Regions from separate parts of the Homo sapiens genome. Here region 2 is linked to region 1. Evidence: chromatin loops called from intact Hi-C (ENCODE). Cell type or tissue: Calu3. All regions are shown on one strand. Each heading gives the region's core, and the rest is flanking DNA. Links, peaks and the distances in the headings are about the cores only. Region 1 has its middle 15 kb from the start of LINC00626. Region 2 overlaps DPT (dermatopontin).

The links. Peaks named below come from ENCODE experiments on the same cell type or tissue, not always from the same donor. Only the 100,000 strongest peaks of a DNase experiment are listed, where the experiment ranks them.
Region 2: it touches region 1 in a loop (3-fold over the local background); 2 of 110 quality-filtered maps call a loop at or near these places.

What each region holds. Positions count from the first base shown.
Region 1 is chr1:168,798,922-168,804,310 of GRCh38, reverse strand. No RefSeq gene overlaps it. Among named protein-coding and RNA genes, the nearest start is that of LINC00626, 15 kb to the right of the region's middle. In Calu3, for the core only: no CTCF peak of the experiment used is centred there; DNase peaks (open chromatin) are centred at 260 and 2,800.
Region 2 is chr1:168,690,657-168,696,037 of GRCh38, reverse strand. DPT (dermatopontin) reads left to right here. Exons shown (of 4, transcript NM_001937.5): 4 at 1-570. Among named protein-coding and RNA genes, the nearest start is that of DPT, 36 kb to the left of the region's middle. In Calu3, for the core only: no CTCF peak of the experiment used is centred there; DNase peaks (open chromatin) are centred at 2,317 and 2,767.

The sequences.
Region 1 (5,389 bases), core at 117-5,116:
GGCCTGAAAGCAACTACCCCAAGTGGTCAGCCTGAGACTGGAGACAGGAAGGCGTCATGTCACTTTAAAAGATTGGAAGGAGATAAATGCCACAGTCCCAACCAGCTCCCATCAAGTTCAGAATATGTCAGGCCTTTTGTAGGGCCCTGAATGATTTGCATTAGTATCCATGTCTGCCAATAGCAATATAAAAATTACCCCTCTTAGAAGCAGCGCTTTGATGTTTGCACAAGGCGTGCTCTTCTCTCCTAGGCAGGCATTCCCTTTCGTCTTCTGCTGGCCACTGGCAATCTTATGACTGCTTACACAGACATCCAGGTGCATTTCACTTGGCTGTTTCCCATCATGGGTTCCTTATATAGAACTTGCTCTCTTTTCTCATGGAGAATGTGTGTGTCTGTTTCTGTCCATATGTACCCATGTGCATTCATGCTGTTTAAAGAAAACTGCTCTAAAAGCTTGGTTGACATCCAAAGAAGGAAATAAATGATTGTGTGTTTATTTTAGACAGATGGACAACCTAGATATTGGTGATGGGATTATTGATTTCCCCTTTATGAGACAAACATACACACCAAGTCGTTGCCAAGACATCTTGTCCCTGGTCATAAGACAGTGTCTTAGTGAATAATTTATTTCGTCCATTTTAATGATTTGGGTGGTTAAATGGTAGAAATGACCTGCTGAACAGAAAATCAGCCAATAGCATCTTCAAAGACCATAAAAGTGAACTGTCATAGATGGTTTGGCTCACTGGTAAAGCAACTAAAGCTCTTCTATGAATGTTCTTAAAGAGAAAGAACCAACCAGGTTATAAACCAGGGTCTTCTTGAATGTGAAGGATAGTAAATGTTGCTTTAAGCAAGTCCCTGCACTATTACCAGGTTTTAACAAAGCAAAGCACATCCTACCTCTTACTACCTGCCATGATATTTGTAATAGTACAAATGAGATATAGGCCTGAAACACATTGCCATTTTAGCAATGACCACTTGTTTTCTATCCCAATAGAATATTTCAAGAAGTTATTACTATTGACAATTTAAATGTTAATAGAATTTTAGTTCAAAGTAATTGACTTTTAAAAAATTTTTAGGTTTCACTTATTCATCCAATAAGCATTTACTGAAGGCCTTCTAGGTATTTCATAGGGGACAAAACCCAGTCTCTATTCTTAAACAGCACTATTGTTATTAAATACAGGTTGATAAGCACTGCCATTCAGGGGGTCCTGGGTGCTAAGGGAGAATGCAGGAGGGCGAAAGGGACACCTAACCCAGTCCAGGCATTGAGAGAAAGCATTTAGAGGGAAGTGAGGTTTAATCTAAGAAAATAGACTAAGTGGGAATTAGCTATAAGAAGAGGATATGTAGAAGACAGTCTGAAAAGGGTAACACGACTTGCAAAGGCCCAGAGACTCAATCTGAGTCCAGAAAGTAAGCAGGTAAGGTTGGATTGTAAAATGAAAATGAACCAGTTAGAGTGGAGAAAGACGAAGCTACTGTGATAAGAAGACTGGGTGATGGAGGATCTTAGAAACAATGTTAGAGTTTGAACTTTATCCTTAGAGTAATGAAGGCATTGAAAGATTTTAAGGAAAAATAATTGTATTTTGGAAAGAGCATTCTGGTGGCCATGTAGAAAAATATCTTCTTAAACTACAGGTCATGATCCATTTGTCAGTTACGAAACCATTGCAATAAATCACAAATAGCTGGATTTTTACAAAATTAAATACATAGGATAGAAAATATCAGCATATACTGCAAAAGAGTATGGGAAATATTGTTTCATGAAGCTTTTGCTTCAGAAGTGTGTGTGTGCCCTAGATCTTGATGTGGAATTTATTTCTTCCTGTGGGTCTCAACAATAAATAAATAAAATTTGAAAGTACAGAGAATAGACTAGAGTTGAATACAAAACTCCAGCAGTTCAAAATTGTAGCCTGAAAACAGCAGTAACAGGGAAATACAACAGAATGGAGGAGTTACTCTAGAGGTAGAAAGAATGAACAGGAATTGGTGATGAAGTAAATGTGGTGAAGAGGTAGAGATCAAAGATGACTCCTAGTAGGATAAATAGGTATATGGTGATGATGCCAGCCCCTAAAAACAGGAGCACAGAGAGGGAAGCATGTTTGCTGAGGAAGATGAAGTTTCACTGCACAAATTGGCTATGGGAAGTATGTTAGTTTCTTATTGCTGCTGTTAAAAATTATCGCAAACTTTGGGGCTTAAAACAATACAAGTTTATTATCTTATAGTTCTGGAGGTTATAAGTCCAAAATAGGTCAACTGGGAATGACTTTTTTTCTTGACTAAAGCCTTTAGCCAGTTCTCAGCTTTTTCCAAATTACAATCAGAGGATCGTTCAAGAAAAAGTAAAGAGGGATTTAAAAAAATGTTTTAAGTTATAAAAATTAAACTCTACTCACTATTTTGGCACATAAGTTTATTCTGGATAGTTGGATACACTGGCATATGCAAAAATGCATTATCTCCTATTTAGTATGAGCACTGTATGCGTATTTAATTCTACACTGTTCATGTTGCAGATCTGTGAGGTTTAATTATCACATATATTCACACTACTTATCCTATTCAGAAACACTGAGAGATAAAATATATAAAGGCACTTACGTATCTGCCTTCAATTCCCTTTGAAGACTAAGAAAATGTTAAATACAATAAACATTGCTTCATAGAACTTTGATGCTTAAACAGAACTTAAGCACCATTTATTCTAATCCCTTTATCTTATGTTTGAGAAACCTGAGCCTTGCTCCAATGACTCACAGCTAATCGATGGCTGTGACGAGAGTAGAAGAGAAAAGGTTTAACTGCTTTTTCAATTCCCTTTAGTTGTTAACCAGAAATGGGCCTAAACATGGCTCCCTTCAAGTAAATAACAAAAAGAAAAAAGAAAAAATTTAAGTTAATGAAAAATTTTTTAAAGTTAAGATTTTCTCAGTATAGTTGATTTATTATTTAATGCATATTCAAGTACACTACAGAAAGCTATATGATATGGTTTGGCTCTGTGTCCCCACTCACATCTCATATTGAATTGTAATCCCCAGGTGTCAAGGGAGGAACCTGGTGGGGGGTGATTGGATTGTGGAGGTGGTTTCCCCCATGCTGGTCTTGTAATACTGAGGGAGTTCTCAGGAGATCTGATGGTTTAAAAATGACAGTTTCCCTGCTCTCTCTCCCTCTCCTGCTACTTTGTGTAGAAGGTGCTTGCTTCCCCTTCACCTTCCACCATAATTCTAAGTTTCCTGAGGTCTCTTTAGCCATGCAGAACTGTGAGCCAATTAAACCTCTTTTCTGTATAAATTACCCAGTCTCAAGCAGTTCTTTATAGCAGTGTGAGAATAGACTAATACACTATAAAACAGTTTACTACATTAATAATATGAATATATATTATGCTGAAGTTCATAATTCTAATAGTACAAATGTCCTGATTGTACATTTCCAGTTATGCACCTCCCTCCATTGCCACCAGACTATCTAAGCTATATGAAACATATAAAATATAAATCTGACCACTTATCCCCTAATTAAAATTCTTCAGTGGATTTCCATTGTCTACGCAGGTCAAAGACTATGCTCCTTCACTTAACCCCGTCCATAGCTTCAGCCTTCTCTCTTGCACTGCCTGTCTCAATCCTTATGCTCTAGCAACAAGAAGCTGGTCGTGGCTTTCATAGATCTTGTCTTTATTGCTTCTGTGCATTTGTTCCCATTCTCCTTTCTGCTTGAGATGTCCTGCCCCCTCTCCCCACCCACCATGCCCCATCACAGCCTCACTCCATTCTACAGGCTCTTGCTTGAGACTCAGCACTCAGATGGCACCTTCAGGAAGCTCTTCCTAACATGTTCCCTCTTTCCTGTCTCCTAGATTAGGTATCCTTCCTCCCTCATTCTGTATTTTTCTTTGCATAATTAGTCATTGCTTTTAAAGAGGTAATTATAAGACATTGTGTTACATGTTTACCTCACCTAACTTACTGTGGATTCCTTGACAGAAGGGCTATTTTACAGCAAGCATTAGTCCTAATATATTGTAAAAGCTTGGTATGAGCTCAATAAATGTTATTGGAATGATTAAATGATTAATGATTAAGTGAGTTAATCATACAAAGTGCACAGAACATCAGTTGGCATACAGAACAGGAAGAATGCCAAGGAGTAAATGAATAACTCTAAGATCTTCCCCAATCCTGCGTTCTTCTGACTAATGAACGCTGTACTTCAATAGGAGTCAGGTGATAAGTGGATGATCAGTAGAATGTGCCAGAGGAATTGGGAAAAATTCTGATTTGGAAAACTCTTAGGAAGAATCTTCAAGTGTGGGCATATCTTACCTTGGCCTTGCAAAGAGTTATAAGAGTGAACTGCAGAAAAATCAAAAAGTCTCACAAAATAGTTTGATGAAAGTTTTTTCAGTATGCAAGGAACATGACATAGTGTTATTGCTTCAAGGCAGCTCTCCTTCCTAAGTTCTTGGCATCCATCAAATCTTTCTTTAGTCTGTAATGGTTTTGTGCCTGGTACATCTACCAGAGGTCAAACTTCTAAATACAATGTATCCCCTTTCAATAGCATGGAGGGCCTAGAGAAACAATTTTATTTCCTTCTTGGCTGTAGTAAAAATTGCTGTTCTCTGTAGGTGGGTTGCATAGCCAATCAATCTCCTATAATAACTTGGGGAGTAGAACTAAAAATTAAACTTTTTAAAGAGAATGGTTTTCTCCTGTCCTATATCATGCCTCTACCCTTACCAGAAATGGGTGATGATAGCATTGGCAATTCAAATACTATATCTAGTTGCAGAATGATTTATGTAGGTCGCCATAGGCAAGCAGCAACTAAACCCAATTCTTTATAGTACTGATAGAATTTTTTCTGTCTTATTGTTGTTATATAGGCATACCTTGGTGATAATTGTAAGTTTGGTTTCAGACCACCTCAGTAAAATGAGTGGTGAGAGAAATTTTTCGACAAAATTTAATACTCTTTTCTTATAAAATTCTCAGCACTGTAGTAGGAGAAAAAACCTCCTAAACCTAGTAACTGGCATCTATAATAACCCTACAATGAATTCAATAACAGTAAAACACTGAATGCTTTAACTCTAGGATGAGCCACAAGGCATGGATGACTGCCATCAACCACTTGTATTCCATCTTATACTAGAAGTTCTAGTCAGTGTTTGATAAGGAAAGAAATAAATAAAATAAAAGGTGTTCAGGTTGGGGAGAAAGAAGTAAAACTGTTTTTATTTGCAGATAACATGATAGTCTACGTAGATATCTAAAGAAATCTACAAAAATATACTAGAACTAATAACTGAGTTTAAAAAGTTTGCAGGATACAAAAGTAAT
Region 2 (5,381 bases), core at 1-5,000, 110 kb after region 1:
TGCTTAGCAATCCAAGTGCAGAGCTCTTTGCTCCAGGAGTGAGGAGACTGGGAGGTGAAATGGGGAAATGGAAGGGTTTGGAGGCAGAGCTGAAAACAGGGTTGGAAGGATTTCCTGAATTAGAAGACAAACGTTAGCATACCCAGTAAGGAAAATGAGTGCAGGGGCCAGGGGAACCCGTGAGGATCACTCTCAAATGAGATTAAAAACAAGGAAGCAGAGAATGGTCAGAGAATGGGATTCAGATTGGGAACTTGTGGGGATGAGAGTGACCAGGTTGAACTGGGAAGTGGAAAAAGGAGTTTGAGTCACTGGCACCTAGAAGCCTGCCCACGATTCCTAGGAAGGCTGGCAGACACCCTGGAACCCTGGGGAGCTACTGGCAAACTCTCCTGGATTGGGCCTGATTTTTTTGGTGGGAAAGGCTGCCCTGGGGATCAACTTTCCTTCTGTGTGTGGCTCAGGAGTTCTTCTGCAGAGATGGCGCTATCTTTCCTCCTCCTGTGATGTCCTGCTCCCAACCATTTGTACTCTTCATTACAAAAGAAATAAAAATATTAACGTTCACTATGCTGAAAATATTCAGGGTCAGTTTTTGCTCTCTACTCTTTCCCTTGCTGATTATTTATCCATTCATTCTGAAAATCCTGGTTAGCATTGTGGTTTGTGCCAAGCACCATGCAGACCCCAGGAATAAAATGATGACAATGACAGAGTGTGGTGGGGGAATCAGATATTTAAGACATAAAGTGCTAAATGCTTTACTTAAGATTAAACAAAGGAAGGAATCACATTTCTTGGCCTTTGAGTTCAGCCTAATCTTTTCTCAGCATCCTTCAACCTTCCTCATCCCAAGATGTCACATGAATTTTTAACCACAGGAAGTCCCTCTTTTCTTTATCCACAGCAGATTGCCTTTTTTTTTTTTTTCTGATCCATGCTGCTCTTCCCTCATCCTCTCTCCCAGTGGACCCAGAAGAAGAGCCAGCCAGGCAAAACCACAGGGATCGCGTACCTTGCCATACACCCCCTCTAGGTGGTCAAGAAGGTGACTCTCAGCCAGTGGTGATGGTATTTCCCACGGCAAGATCCCAGCATTGTGATGGGGAAGGCAGGGCTAAGGATATCTTCTCCTGCCTTAACTCCTAAAACACTTTTTCATATTAGAGCTTTGCTTTATTTCCTCCATGTCATTGTTTCTGACTCTCTGGCAATTTTAATTTATAATAAGATGCTTCGGTGTTATTTTTCACAAAGGGAGCCATTAATATTTTAGCAATTTCAGCCTGGTTCAGGATGGAAACCAGGAAATAGCCTTAGTTGGGTATGTGGAGCACAGCAGGAAAGGAGACAAGCAATGCTGATTGGCTGACTTGGCATCCATGAAGAAAGCAAATGGCTGGTGAGAGGATGGGGAGCTGGGAGGGTGCAGGGAGCATGGCTGGGGGAGGAGAGGCTGCAGCTGGGAGTAGCCAGGAGACTGCAAGAGGACATAAGTCAAGAAAAAAAACTTCTTTAAAGCAATTCAATAAATAGTGCCTGTGCCAAGTGGAATAAAAGGAGTTTCTACTAAGAAGAAAACTATTATTTGCACGTAGATAGGCCAAGGACAATGACAGAAAAGACATTGTCAACTTGGTTTGAATCTGAATAATTATACTTTATGTTATAGGTCTTTCAATAAGAACTAAGTGTCAGAGTGAATACTAAATCCCAGATCTGGTAACTGCAAGTTTTGTTCTCTGTTTTTTCATTACTCCAAACTTTCTACTAACTTGCTCCACAGTCTTGGATAAGTCACCTCTCCTTTCTAGGCCTACTGTTTAAAATGAGGACATTTATCTAGGTAACCATTGTGGTTTCTCGCAATTCTAAGAATCTCTGAACTCTATCACCTCCTGAATTGTTTATAAAGGGATTTTCTAAGGCATTTTCTTCCAGGAAAGGAGCCTGGAACTAAAGATGATAACCTAGGGCCTACCGCTGGCTCTGACAGAGGGTGGCTGTGTAAGATTAGAGAAATCCCCAAGCCCCCTTCCCCTCATCTGCCCAGTACAGGTAGGAATTCCTTTCTAAACAACTTTACAAGATGCTGGCCACATACAATGAGATAATAGAAAGAGGAGATACATGATTCCTGCCTCACAAGGCCTTCAGCCTAATGGTGAGATGAGAAGATAGATGATGACAATAACTGCAAGAAAGTTTCCTGAGGAAGCCGAGTCTATGCTTGGCCCTGAAGGACAAGTAGGACTTCTGAGGTGAGTAGAAAAGACTGTAAGCTCTGGCGTCAGACTTCCTGGACACAAATCATGGTCCTGTCACTTCCCAGCTTTATGACCTTGGCCACGTCACCTACCTTTCCTGAGACTCTATTTCCTTACCTGTAGAAATATAGTACTTACAACACAGGGTTACTGTAAGAATTAAATGAGATCACATAGTGTCTTGCATATAATAAGTACCCAATAAATGTAGTCAGAGAAGGAAAACAGTGTCAGTATATATTGGAAATAAAATTCCTTAGGTAAGCCGGATTTTAGTAAACGTCAATAATAGGAAACATTTATCAAGCAAACTTAAGTCCCACTTACATTTGCTCAGTAACTGAATCAATAAATTATCAAGTGTTTATTATATACCAACCATTTTACTAGGCACAGTTCCTGCATTCTGGAGAATTATAAACTAAAGGAGTTAGTCAAGCAAACAAACCGTGACAGTACAGTTTGATAAGTCAAGGGCAGGCGGCATTTCAATAGAAGGCGGTGAGAGGTCAGGATAGGAAAGGGGATGGTAGAATTTAAGGCAATGGAAATGATATTATGGAAGGCAAAAAATAAGGTATGCATTTGAGAAAGGTTCTCCAGGAAATACTGGCCTTACCAAGGGGGCCTGGGAGGTCCAACATACAGTCATATTGCTCTAAAGAGAGATTGGTTTCTCACATCAGTACCATAAGGCATTCCACAATTTGGTCATGTTAGTAGTAACTTATTCTATCTATCTGGAACTCAGATGGCCTGGAGAAGTTCTCTCTCCATCCTGGCCCTTCATCCATATATATGTCTTCATGCTTGATTGCTTTAACCCAAACATGAAACTCAACACTTTTGTAAGTTCCTTCAGAAAAATTCATTCTCACAAAAGCATTAGTGCTCACAAATGCTTAAACAGATCTGGGATTTAGTCCCCACAAACTCAAAAACAACAACAACAACAGATTCTGCATATTTCTGTCTTTATAAATGTTCTTGTTCACCGGGAAATCAAGGATTTCCATCTCTCTAGCTGGTCCCCCAGCTAGCTCCAAGCCTACTTGGTTCTTCTCTTATTAATCAGAGAAAATGTTTCTCAACATAGTCCATGACCAAACAGTTGTGCACATCACGGTGGCCAATAGAACAGAGATCACATAGTCAATAGCATCCACTCTCCTTTTAAAGTCTCAGTCAGTTTTAATTAAACCACTTCTGTTTAATCGAACCACATTATTAAGCAGTGCTATCTGAACCTGGTTACCATCCTGAGATCCAGAATTGGTGAGACTGGATAGGCAGAACCCTTGACAAAATGTTGCCTAGACATACTTGGGCATAGCATCCCTTTCCTACTAACTTGTTGAATCTCTGTTATTAAATGCATTCCTTTATAAAGCAAGAATTAAAAAACACACGTACCTTAAAATTTATGGTAAGAAATAATAACATATTCATGCATATCTCAGATTTTCATATCCCACCCATATCTCAATTTTTCATAGAATGAAATATTTCTAAAAAGTCAAAACCAACCAAAAATCCCTATTAATTTTAAAACCTATTCATTAGATGCCACTGTGTCTTGCTAAGCACTTGAATCTACCTTTGTGTGACCTTCTTCTTCCTCTCACACCAATGCAGGCCTATTTATCCATAAGAAGCCCAGTTATAAATGTGAATGAATGACTGTATCAGTGAAAAATGCTCAATAGAAATATTGCAAAATGCAAATTATGAATTTGCATTGTAGCATTTTTTATTCCTTTGTTCTTCTATATACTTTTCTGCCTTCCCCAACTTATAAAAATAATTATCATTGATTGTATTTATAATCAAAAAAGAAAAGTAATTTTAATCTTATAAAACAAAAAAAGTCACCGGCTTCCAGGCAGTTCAGTCCTAGGACAATGTTTCAGCTGAAAGGTGACCATATGGTTACTTCATGGAAAGAAAGAGATTATGAAGCCAGGCCCTTTCATCTAACCGGCCGCCTAATGGGTTATAATTTAATATGCAGAATTACCTGCTCTTTCCAAGGTCTCTAACCATCCCCAGAGACAATGGAACAGATGTGCAGCCTGTCATAAGGCCAATGTGAAACTAACATTTACAGCAGAAGCTGGAAATCTTCTCCCCACGTCTTCCACGCATGGAAGTCCTACTTCAGGGCCAAGTATAAATTCAGCTTCCCCAGGAAACTTCCCTTAGCCTTCCAAGACTGGGGCTCTTCACTCCCTCAGCATTCTGTGTCTTTATCTTCATGTCCCTGAGGACAGGAGTCTCATTTCCGTTTGTTCATTGGTAAATTTCCCATGCCTAGCTAAGTGTTTCACACATAATGGGCATCCAAGACATGTATTTTTAAACTAATCTGGATTTCTGGTTGGTTTCAATAGATCGATCAACACTCTAAGCAACCAAAAACTGAAAAAACACTTTGAAAATTATGAAATTCTATTAACAGGCAAGGTATTATGATGGTACTGTGGTTCTGATGGAGGTTAATACCACTCTTACTCTCTTTATTCATCATTATTGGGTAATCATTCATTTAATCCCTTTAAGAGCTATTCACTAATGATAAGTGAGTTGGAAAGTATAACATACGATCACAATGATCACTTACACATTCAGAAAGTGTATTTTACCATCCTGGGTAACATAACAATTTTGGTGTTTTTATGAACTGTGAACTGTATCAAAATCAACACGTGAGCAGCTAGCACAGTACTAGGCACTTGGCAGAAATGAGGGAAAGTCTCACTGAATAACTCCTTGGGAGACTGGGGGACCAAGAGGCAAAGGGGCTCAGGTTGGTAAAATAGTGTAAACCTGTGAAAATTTGGATGCTGTTTTTAAGTCTCATATAAGCATATGAGTTCTAGGGGTGGGGTGGGCGGGGATTTTTGTCTGATATATCCCCCGCACCTAGAATAGGGACTGACCCATGGTAGAAATTCAACAAATATTTAATGAAAAAATAAAAGTAGAGCCCTAAGACAGACCCTAATGCAGATTATGACTTCATTAACATAGACCTTATAGCCTTTTCTTTTTCTTGTTACTCCCACTGAAAGTGTACCTGTGGGATCACCTCATGATTAGATGGACCAATGCAGT